2 separate regions of the Homo sapiens genome follow, and region 1 is linked to region 2. The links are chromatin contacts, found by Hi-C or POLR2A ChIA-PET in ENCODE. All regions are on one chromosome and are shown on one strand. Each heading gives the region's core, a stretch centred on a gene start or an enhancer-like site at or near the end of the contact. The rest is flanking DNA. Distances are from core to core; before and after follow the strand shown.

Region 1 (4,517 bases), core at 725-3,224, 38 kb before region 2:
TCTTCAGCCCACCCAAATCACCAACAACAAAAAAAGCAATTTCCCTTGATGCCTGTTAACAGAAGTGCATTACAAGCCTCAAAGACTCTGCTGATTAACATTAAACAAAATAAAACCTCAAGTAAGAATACCTTCTAACCTTTTCACTTTGAAACTATCTAATCAAAACATCAGCAACTGACCTGTTAGGATTATCCTTCTAACTTACCCCCTAAGGTTTAGGTCTTAACCCTTTCAGGACAATTATTTCCCTCCATAAATTATACTACTGTCCCTGTGGCCATTCTTTTCAGGACCAAAGACACAAAAATGGAACCTTAGTTAGTATAAAAGGCATTTTGACAACCAGCAAGAAGGATAAACTACTGACCAGTGCATCTAGTTGCTTACTTTACCCAATGATCCAATGTAAATGGAGAAGAATGAACCACAAGTGTTGAAAGAACCACAAAAGTCAAATGGACCATCTACATTTCCATAAAAGGCATCATCACTTAATCCATTCCCCTTATGTCTACTTTTTATTAAATCTTTCAATAAATGAAAAGAGGCTCCAAAACTTTCCTAAACATAAAACACCTATAAGATTATCCTATCGTTGCTCAGATCCATCACTCTGTGCTTCTGACTACCTTACTCTGTTCTCTAGTGGCAGGTCCGAAGTTACTGGCAGAGTTCCTGGGGCTACAGAATGAAAACCTCTAATAATCTTTGGAATTGGTTTTCCTATTTCCCTTTTCCTGGATTTCCTATTTCCAGAAGCAAGGCTCCTCTACACGCTCAGAAATGCCAAATGAATATAAAGGAACAAAATGGCCTATAAGAAAATGTGTATTAGATGTTCTGTCCCTTTTCAGAACATAAGAAAATCCTAACACATACCTAAGAGGAATTCTGAAGCACTGGAGATAAGCTCAAAACCCCCAAAACTGATCTAATTTTGATTAATGGTGAACATTCCAATCTCTTGAATATGAATTAAGAACTTTTTAAAAACTGGCATGAGACAAAAACCTGAAATATTTTAATTACACCTCATTCCCATTAGCCCAATTAATCAATTTATTATAAGACACTTAAATTTTAAGCATGGGAGAGCAAGAAAATGAGCAATTGACTAGTCTTCTTTTCCCGTCACTTCAAAAATAAAGGCGAATTGGCTGGTCACAGTGGCTTATGCCTGTAATCCCAACACTTTGGGACGCCCAGGTGGGAGAACTGCTTGAGGCCAGGAGTTCAAGAGCAGCTTGGGCAACATAGTGAGACCCCCATATCTACAAAAAATTTTTTTTAAATTAGCCAGCATAATGTGCACACCTATAGCCCTAGCCATTCATGAGGATGAGGCATGAGAATTGCTTGAACCCAGGAGTTTGAGGTTACAGTGAGCTGTGATCATGCCACTGTACTCCAGCCTGGGCAACAGAGCAAGACCCTGTCTCTAAAAATAAAGGGAAATTATTTTAGTGGATCACATGCTAGACTGAGGAAGGAGGGAAATATTCTGTGGATCCCATGCCAGTTAGAGAAAAAGAGGCATATGAATCCTAAACTAGACTAGATGAGCCATACATAATACCTCAGTGGTGGAGGAGGAGGATCTCATGTGCACAAAGGAGGAAGAAACCTGTCAAGATTTCCCAGTGGTCCAGTGTGGGCCATATGGATTCCATACTAGATAGCAGTGGTCCTGATGTTCACATACAGGAGAGATGAGAGGGTGGGCCATATGGATCACGTACTGGTTTTCAAGTACTCCAGGAAAAGAATGAAATTAAAAGACACGGAAACAGGCTTATACTCCATCCCAGGGGGACCTTTTAGAACTCCTCAGGAAAGGCAATCAGCAAGTCTGCCAAAGTAATTAAGCAAACGAACATTTACCATAAAGCCCACATCAGTTAAGTGAACAAAGATGAATCTTATTACAGTGCACTGTCAGCTCTGAGCCTGCAGGTGCTAACCACTGAGACGTGGCGTTACTCGGCCCTAGCTGCTCACCCACCCACTGTGACAGAGAGCTTCGCCCTTCTCGTCAGCTCTGAAAAAGCAGGCTGCTTTCACCTGCTCCAGCACTGACTTATGTTGCTTTCAGACAGACCCTCACAGAGATGGCTTCCTATAAGAAGCCTGGGTGTGGATACTGTGGCAGGTGGTAGGGTTGGCTACAGAAGGGAGGCTTGAGAGGTAGAGAGGATGGGAGAAAGCAGGGGGGCTGGGTAGCAGTTATGTCAGTGAGGTAAAGAAAATGGGATAGTTTGGTAAATCAAGAAGTAAATAAAGAATAAACAAGCTGCCCAAAGTATTGAACCGTTCTGCCTAAGTGAAGTTGATAGTCTCTCTGAAAAGGGAAGAAGTTAAAACTTCATTGCAAAATAGTTTCTCCTCAAGGAAAGAAATATTACTAGGGAACATCGCTTTTCTAATGTTAATGGCAGCCTCAACATCAGCTTTATTAATGAGTTAGCACCAAAGCTAACAGGGTCAGATTTGTTGAGACCTAATCAGTATCTATTATTTAACAAAATCCACTGCTTGCTAGAATAAATGAATACTTATCAATTATCCTAAGATTTACAAATGGCACTTGAAGCACCTTTTGGCCCTATTTCTTTCTGCAAATAATTTTGAGAGTCAAAATGAAAGCCCCAAATTGACCAAATGCCAACCAACTACATCAGAGACCCAGAAAGCTTTTATTCAACAGAAACTCTCACAAGGGGAAGGCTGTTAAGAGTAGCTGTGAGACAAATTCAAAAAATCATATAACTAGTTTAAAAAGCCAAAGACCATATGTCTATTACTCAGAGGAACAGATATGAATAGACAGAAGTAGGTAAGGTCCCTGTGTCCAGAAACCGATACATCTCTAACTTATTATGGAGAAGAAATCCTAAAGACATTGCTGGGAGACAGATACAACCAACCAACTGAAGAAATGTCACTTGTGGCACTTCTGGGCTGGGCTTGTGACAGAAAATGATGTTGGAGGTCTCACAGCAGATGCACGCACAGGCACTCATACGTGCGCACTTCTCTTCAGGTCTAGAACAAGAGCAAACAAAGAGCTGTGGTAGAAAGTGATTTGCAACCTTACTTTCTACCACAGCTCTTTGTCTGCAACAGGGCCTGCAGTTTCCTTACATTCAAAGGCAGCGGGAGGTGGGAAAAGGAGGGGAAACTAGATGACTGCTACTCAGAACCAAGCAGCGCTGCCCAGGAGAGGACTTAATGGGAGGATAAATTTGGGGCCTGATTCTTTGACGGCACCTCCAGTAATAGCTAGTAAAGCAGGGGGTGAGAGCCAGCTCCAAACATTCATCATAATAGTGCAACAAGATGAAGGTCTTTAGGGGAGAGTCGATGAGATTCCAGAGTAAGAAAATGAAGCCCATGCGGAGGGTGAGGCGGTTGGCTCTGGCAGATTGTCTCCACAGGAGGCTGGTATAATTGTTTTATGCTCACAAAGAGGTTATTAGCTGCCATCTCTTCAATATACCAGAAAGAGCAGTAAGTTTTCTTCCTCCTGAAAGGTGACGCTACCAAAAGGAGAAATTTAGTTTTAAAGTAATTAAAGAACTTTGTTTATGCTATAAGCACTGTTTTAGAAACAGAACTTCTATATTTTCTCCTCTCTTACTCTGCAAATTGACTGCTTTCTCATATAGTCAAGGAATCTCTGTCCCTAGAAGGAAGTTCTACAGTATCTGAAGCTAAAGGTTTGCCAGCACTGCCAGTGACTCTTGATAATTCAGTTTGTTTGACAAACATATGAATACCTATCATGTGCAGGCACTACGCTAGGCAATGAAGGTTGTGAATAAAATAAATCCCAGAGATCAAGGAGTTCATAAATGGAAAAGACACACACGACAGACAGATAATTTCATTATGATGTGGTAAAGGCTAAGGCAGACAAAGAGTAGACAAAAGGTATCATGGAAGCACAGAGGAGGGGTGCTTAGCCCAACCTGCAGGCTTAGAAAGGACATTCTGAAGGACAGGGTGCTTGAGCAGAGTCTCAAAATATGAATTAGTTTATAATTAGGCAAGGAAAGGTGAGAATGTGTGGGCACATTTTCTTACAGGGAAGGAGACTGATACCGAACTTTTACTAAATCAAACAAAAGAAACCTTACTAGTTAAAAATTAGGTTCATGCCTTCAACAAATAGTCAAATTTTTCCAGTAAACTAAAGATAAAAGTTATAGCTTCCTTTCCCAGTGTCTCATTTTAAATATTTTCCATCTAAGGGGAAGCAGGACAACTTTTGTGAAAGCCACAAGACCTCTGCCTGTTGGGGTCCTGTTTACACCTGTTTGCTCAGTACTGACTCAAAGATGCTCATGGAGACAGGCCAGGGCAGGTTCTCTACCTCTTCTCCCCTAAACTAACTGTAAACACAAAGCAGTTTTCTAAGTTGGAGGCAGGTCTTTCAGGCTCCCATGGGAGTAGATGGATCTCAGCTGTGCCGTGCCCGCCCTCTGCGGCTGTCAGTCTCCAGCTGGTGATGCAGC
Region 2 (4,997 bases), core at 2,345-4,844:
CTGCTAGGGAGACACTACCTTACAGTAGTCATCAGATGCACTGCATTCCAGATCTCAAAGACATAATTTGGAGCTATTGTCAACTGGCAAACTAGTCTGGAAGGCCTCACAGCTGTTTGCTGTCTAAAGACTTCACATGCAACCCAAGCCCTTCTCATGGTTATTAAAGAACATACTACAGAAGAGGTGGCTAAGAGTTTGTTCACTCTGCCTTAAAAATCCTTTTCAGGTGTGGGATCAGCACAAATACCTTTTATAAACAGCAGAAACAAATGCTGCACAACATCAGAATTTTACTACTAAGTGTTTATATCTCTATCCTTGATCATCAACTTGGTGTTAAATATCCCACAGTATTCCTGGATAACCACAGGTCAGATTTTCTGACACAGGTTGTTTTCTAAACCACAGAAAGTAGTGTCATGGGTATATAACACAAGCTATTAGCGAAAGGCAAAGGAGCCTAAGGCAGCACTCATTACCATTGGTTCACTGGAGTACGTACTTCCAAGTCATACTATTTTTTGCTCTCTGCTAAGAGAATACTGACTGAGAAAAGAAAACTCCCTGGACTGCCCTCATTCAAAGCTATCAAGTTCTCCCTACCAAGGAAAGCAAAACACCTTTCAAGGTTAAGGTAATATCTTAACTTTTATAGAAAAGAAAAATTGGCCGGGTGCGGTGGCTCATGCCTGTAATCCCAGCACTTTGGGAGGCCGAGGTGGGTGGATCACGAGGTCAGGAGTTCGAGACCAGCCTGGCCAACATGGTGAAACCCCATCTCTACTAAAAATACAAAAATTAGCCGGGAATAGTGGTGCGTGCCTGTAATCCCAGCTACTCAGGAGGCTGAGGCAGCAGAATCACTTGAACCTAAGAGACAGAGATTGCAGTGAGTACAGATCACGCCACTGCACTCCACCCTGGGCAACAGAGTGAGACTCTGTCTCAAAAAAAAAAAAAAAAAGAAAGGAAAAATGAAGAAATGAAGATGTACTTAGGAAACACTCTGAGGAAGGGTCAAAATGCTAAACCTAAAAAAAAAAAAACTATGGCAATTTCTCAAAAAATTAAATACAGAATTATCATATGACACAGCAATTCCTCCTCTGGGGATATGTCCCCAAAAAGTGAAAGTGGGGTCTCAAACAGGTATCTGTATACCCATGTTCATACCAGCATTATTTATAATAACCAAAAAGTAGAAGCAACTCAAGTGTCCATCAACGGATGAATGGATAAGTAAAATGTGATACATACAGACAGAGGAAGATTATTCACCCTAAAAATGAAGGGAATTCTGACACATGCTACAACAGGAATGAACCTTGAAGACACAAGTGAAATAAGCAGTATTTTATAGTTCACTAGGAGCTTTCATATGCATTACATTATATAATTCTCACAACTACTACCTGGTGAAATAGTTGCTATCACCAGCACCCCCACTTTACAGAGGGTGGATAGAGGCCCACAGAAGCTAAGTAACTTGCTCAAGGTCACACAATAAGTGGTAGAGACAAAAGAAAAAAATAAGTTTTTCCAACTCAAATTTCCATATTCCTTTCAATACATCATGGTGAGTTTTCTGTTTAACCCTCCATGTTAAGTCTTCAATGCAGCTTTACAGAAGGAGGCATTATGGTTTGCAAGAAAGAGCAGCCCTGAACTTGGACTTAGAAGACCTATGATTAGGCTGGGCATGGTGGCTCATGCCTGCAGTCCCAGCACTTTGGGAGGCCAAGGCAGGTGGATCATTTGAGCTCAGGAGTTTGAGACCAGCCTGGACAACATGGTGAAACCACATCTCTACAAAAAAATACAAAAATTAGCCAGGTCTGGTGGCACGTGCCTATAGTCCCACCTACTTGGGAGGCTGAGGTGGGAAGACTGCTTGAGCCTGGGAAGCGGAGGCTGCAGTGAGCAGAAATCGCGCCACTGCACTCCAGCCTGGGCGACAGAGTCAGACCCTGTCTCCAAAAAAAAAAAAAAAAGAAGAAGAAGAAGACCTATTATTAATTCTCAGCTTTGCCAAGGAACAAATATGGGGCCTTCCACAATATACAACATCTTTAAGACTCAGTTTCCTCACTGGGAAAAAGTATATTTTAAAAAGTACATAATACACCCTATAGAGTTTGAAGATTAAAGAAGGTAGCATAAGAAAGAGTAGCACAAAGTCTGGCATTTAATAAGTGAGAATAGATGTCAGAAAAAAAAAGGGTAAACATTTGCAGGCTTAGTACTACCTGTATTTTTCCCTGATCTGGCCTTACTGTGGTGACATTCAAACACTTCTTTCCAATAATCTCTTAAGAAAACTGATTTGTTTGTTTTGAGACAGGGTCTCACTGTTACCCAGGCTGGAGTGCAGTGGCATGATCTTGGCTCACTGTAGCCTCAACCTGACCTCCTGGGCTCAAATGATCCTCCCACCTCAGGATCCTGAGTAGCTGGGACTACAGGCATGTGCCACCATGCCCAGCTAATCTTTGTTTATTTTGTTTTTTAGAGACAGGGTCTCACTATGTTGGCCAGGCTGGTCTTGAACTCCTGGGCTCAAGTGATCCTCCCACCTCTGCCTCCCAAAGGGCCAGGATTACAGGCGTGAGCCACTGAACCTGTCCATGACTGGATCTTTTTGCTACTTTAGATGTATACTGAGTCCGGTTATTAGCAACAGTAAAAATGATGTGATTATTGCAGCAAGTTCATCAGAGAAATTTAAGGAATGAAAATGAAGGTATATGCCTGACAGTCATGCAAAGAGAAGAAAGAAGTTACATGGTAACAAGGCTCAGCCCAGTCCTTTCTTAGCTGTCGGAAAAAGGAGAGGTCAAAAGCTTAAATCAGCTGCTTGATGGCCCTTGGGAAGAACACAGACAGCAGCCAAGCCAGAAACCACTGAAAGGAAAAGCAGAAGATAAGGCAAGTATAAAGGAATGTGATCAAGGAAACAGGCCCCAGATGAAAAGGAGCTGCCTGGAAGGCCTACATAAATACATGAATGAGTCAACACAACATAAATTATACCCATATGCACTTCATACCCTAGCCCAGAACCTGGTGACCTGGTGCTTCATTCAAACACCCACATTTGTCATGCTGCCCTTGGGTCATAAACAGATATTTGGGAGAAGGCAGTTTGTAATTCCTGATTCTTACAGAAAATCGCATTTATCGTAAGGCCTCACCACAGTATCTGGATTATTTGCTAGGTGCAGATATGCATTTATTTGTGAGATTTATAAAATTGTGTTTGATGCAAAATGAGTCTGGTGACAGGTAAGGCAGACCAACCTTCACTGCAATCTTGTTAGCACATCTCACCCCATGCTCCCTCATCCCAGCCCTCTTAACACACAAATTTCACACTTCTCCTTTTATGCCCAGATGTGCCAAACAGGGTAGTAAATCACTGCAGGGACAGGGCATTTTACCTTTAAATAAAAAGAAAGAAAAGATATAGGAAAAAAATCACAGACCAGCTTTGTCACACATTAGAATCTATACCAAGTTGTAAATGTGCATTACTATTACTAGGAATGTCTGGCAAGGCTTACATCTGGAGCTAAATCAAGTTCCCCATCTGTTGGGTTTGCCTCTTTTACTCAATGTTAATTTTTCAATTGTTTATAAGAACAGTGTAATAACTGTTGAGAAAATGAAAAATCAAAGGCACAAAGGGAGCAACGAACAGAAGAAAAGTCGAATTTAGGTTTCCCAATGGTGAAAGCACTTTCTCTTCTCCATTTACCAACAGCTCACACCTGTGCATGGGTGGTGCCTCCTCAAGACCCTGACCAACTCCATGCCTGACACAACTTTATGCAATACATACAGCACTCTGTAATTGTCTTGCTGTTTCATAAGCAACCTAAAATGACTCAGCCCCATGGACTCCAATTGCCTCTGTTTACCATAAATAGAAATAGTCACGTAAAGTAAAAGGTCAACATTCTAGATCTCCATGAATCATTCACTGAAGTCATGGAGAAAAGCTGAAAATCTTTGGAGAAAAGTTTTCAGATGACCTATACATAGAGAACACTCTGGCAACTAGCATGCCTGAAAAGGGCTTATAACCATCTCTCAGTAAAAAAATTCACAGAACAGCCAGCACTTTGAGCTGTTTCAATATGATAAAATAAAAGCCTCGTGTACTCCTGCTTTTCTTGATCAAGTACGACAATTTTTCTTCCACTCCTACAGACATCAAGGCTTAAAATAGTAGTAGTGTTCAACACACTTTACTTAGAAAGGTACAATAAACCTCAGGAAGAGCCAAGGAACTCTGCAAGAGATACTTCTCATTCCTTACCTGATATTAACCAATGCATGGGTCACCTTGCTAGCTGCTTCCTTCCACTGGCCTGCATTGGTAGAAAGCCTCAGGACTGCAAAGAAGGAAAGAACACAGATCTGTCAAACCCCCGGCATAAAACACAAACATGAGGAATGAAGACACATCTCAGAATAGCACTCTCAGAATAACCAAACAAAGCCTGCGCCAATCTTCTGTTAAAAACATCCTCAGCTTAGATAAAAATACAAGGGCTTATAGAATTCTCGCAACTATTTTCACTCCAGTTTTTTCTCTAACTTCTTTTCACTTTCTATCAAAATACTCTACTCCTTCTCTGCCTTAGGTTTTCCCTCCCCTCTGCTAACCGGGTTCCATAACTTAATTTTTGCATGCATTTACAATCTGCACTGGGGTGGTGATGTGAGGGTAAACTTGTTGCCATATCTATCATTTCCCTAATGGTGGGGGCTGATTTAGTGGAACTGGCTGGCTTAGTTGATGTCCCTTCCTGCTCTATGTATATGCATAAACTCCTTAACATATAAACTCAGTCAAACAGGACACATCCACATAGAGGATGGTCATGTGTCAATCAAGGATTAACCTTTTTTTTTTTAATTATACTTTAAGTTCTAGGGTACATGTGCACAACGTGCAGGTTTGTTACATATGTATACATGTGCCATGTTGG

Evidence for each region. Hi-C counts contacts between places; a loop is a spot of excess contacts on that map. ChIA-PET counts read pairs that join two places held with the same protein, here RNA polymerase II (POLR2A). Pooled maps may share reads with other maps.
Region 1: a map of B cell shows a loop between it and region 2 (1.8-fold over the local background). The contact joins two enhancer-like sites. A Hi-C loop is called at or near these places in 6 of 168 maps with a recorded cell type or tissue (B cell, Right ventricle myocardium inferior, cardiac septum and 3 more), 3 of 37 single-sample maps with no recorded cell type and 5 of 50 pooled maps. POLR2A ChIA-PET finds 5 or more read pairs at or near these places in 14 of 52 experiments (AG04450, GM10248, GM12878 and 10 more).

The regions. Positions count from the first base shown.
Region 1 is chr10:101,899,542-101,904,058 of GRCh38, forward strand. The region is part of intron 23 of ARMH3 (armadillo like helical domain containing 3); the gene reads right to left. Among named protein-coding and RNA genes, the nearest start is that of KCNIP2, 58 kb to the left of the region's middle. RefSeq lists enhancers at 2,766-2,925, 2,925-3,588. Within about 2 kb of position 1,975, at least 3 of the 41 ENCODE cell types and tissues checked have a DNase peak (open chromatin) inside an H3K27ac peak, as active enhancers do; they include B cell, where a contact is called at or near this core.
Region 2 is chr10:101,935,542-101,940,538 of GRCh38, forward strand. ARMH3 (armadillo like helical domain containing 3) reads right to left here. Exons shown (of 26, transcript NM_024541.3): 23 at 4,322-4,397. Among named protein-coding and RNA genes, the nearest start is that of KCNIP2, 94 kb to the left of the region's middle. RefSeq lists an enhancer at 3,068-4,267. Within about 2 kb of position 3,595, at least 10 of the 41 ENCODE cell types and tissues checked have a DNase peak (open chromatin) inside an H3K27ac peak, as active enhancers do; they include B cell, where a contact is called at or near this core.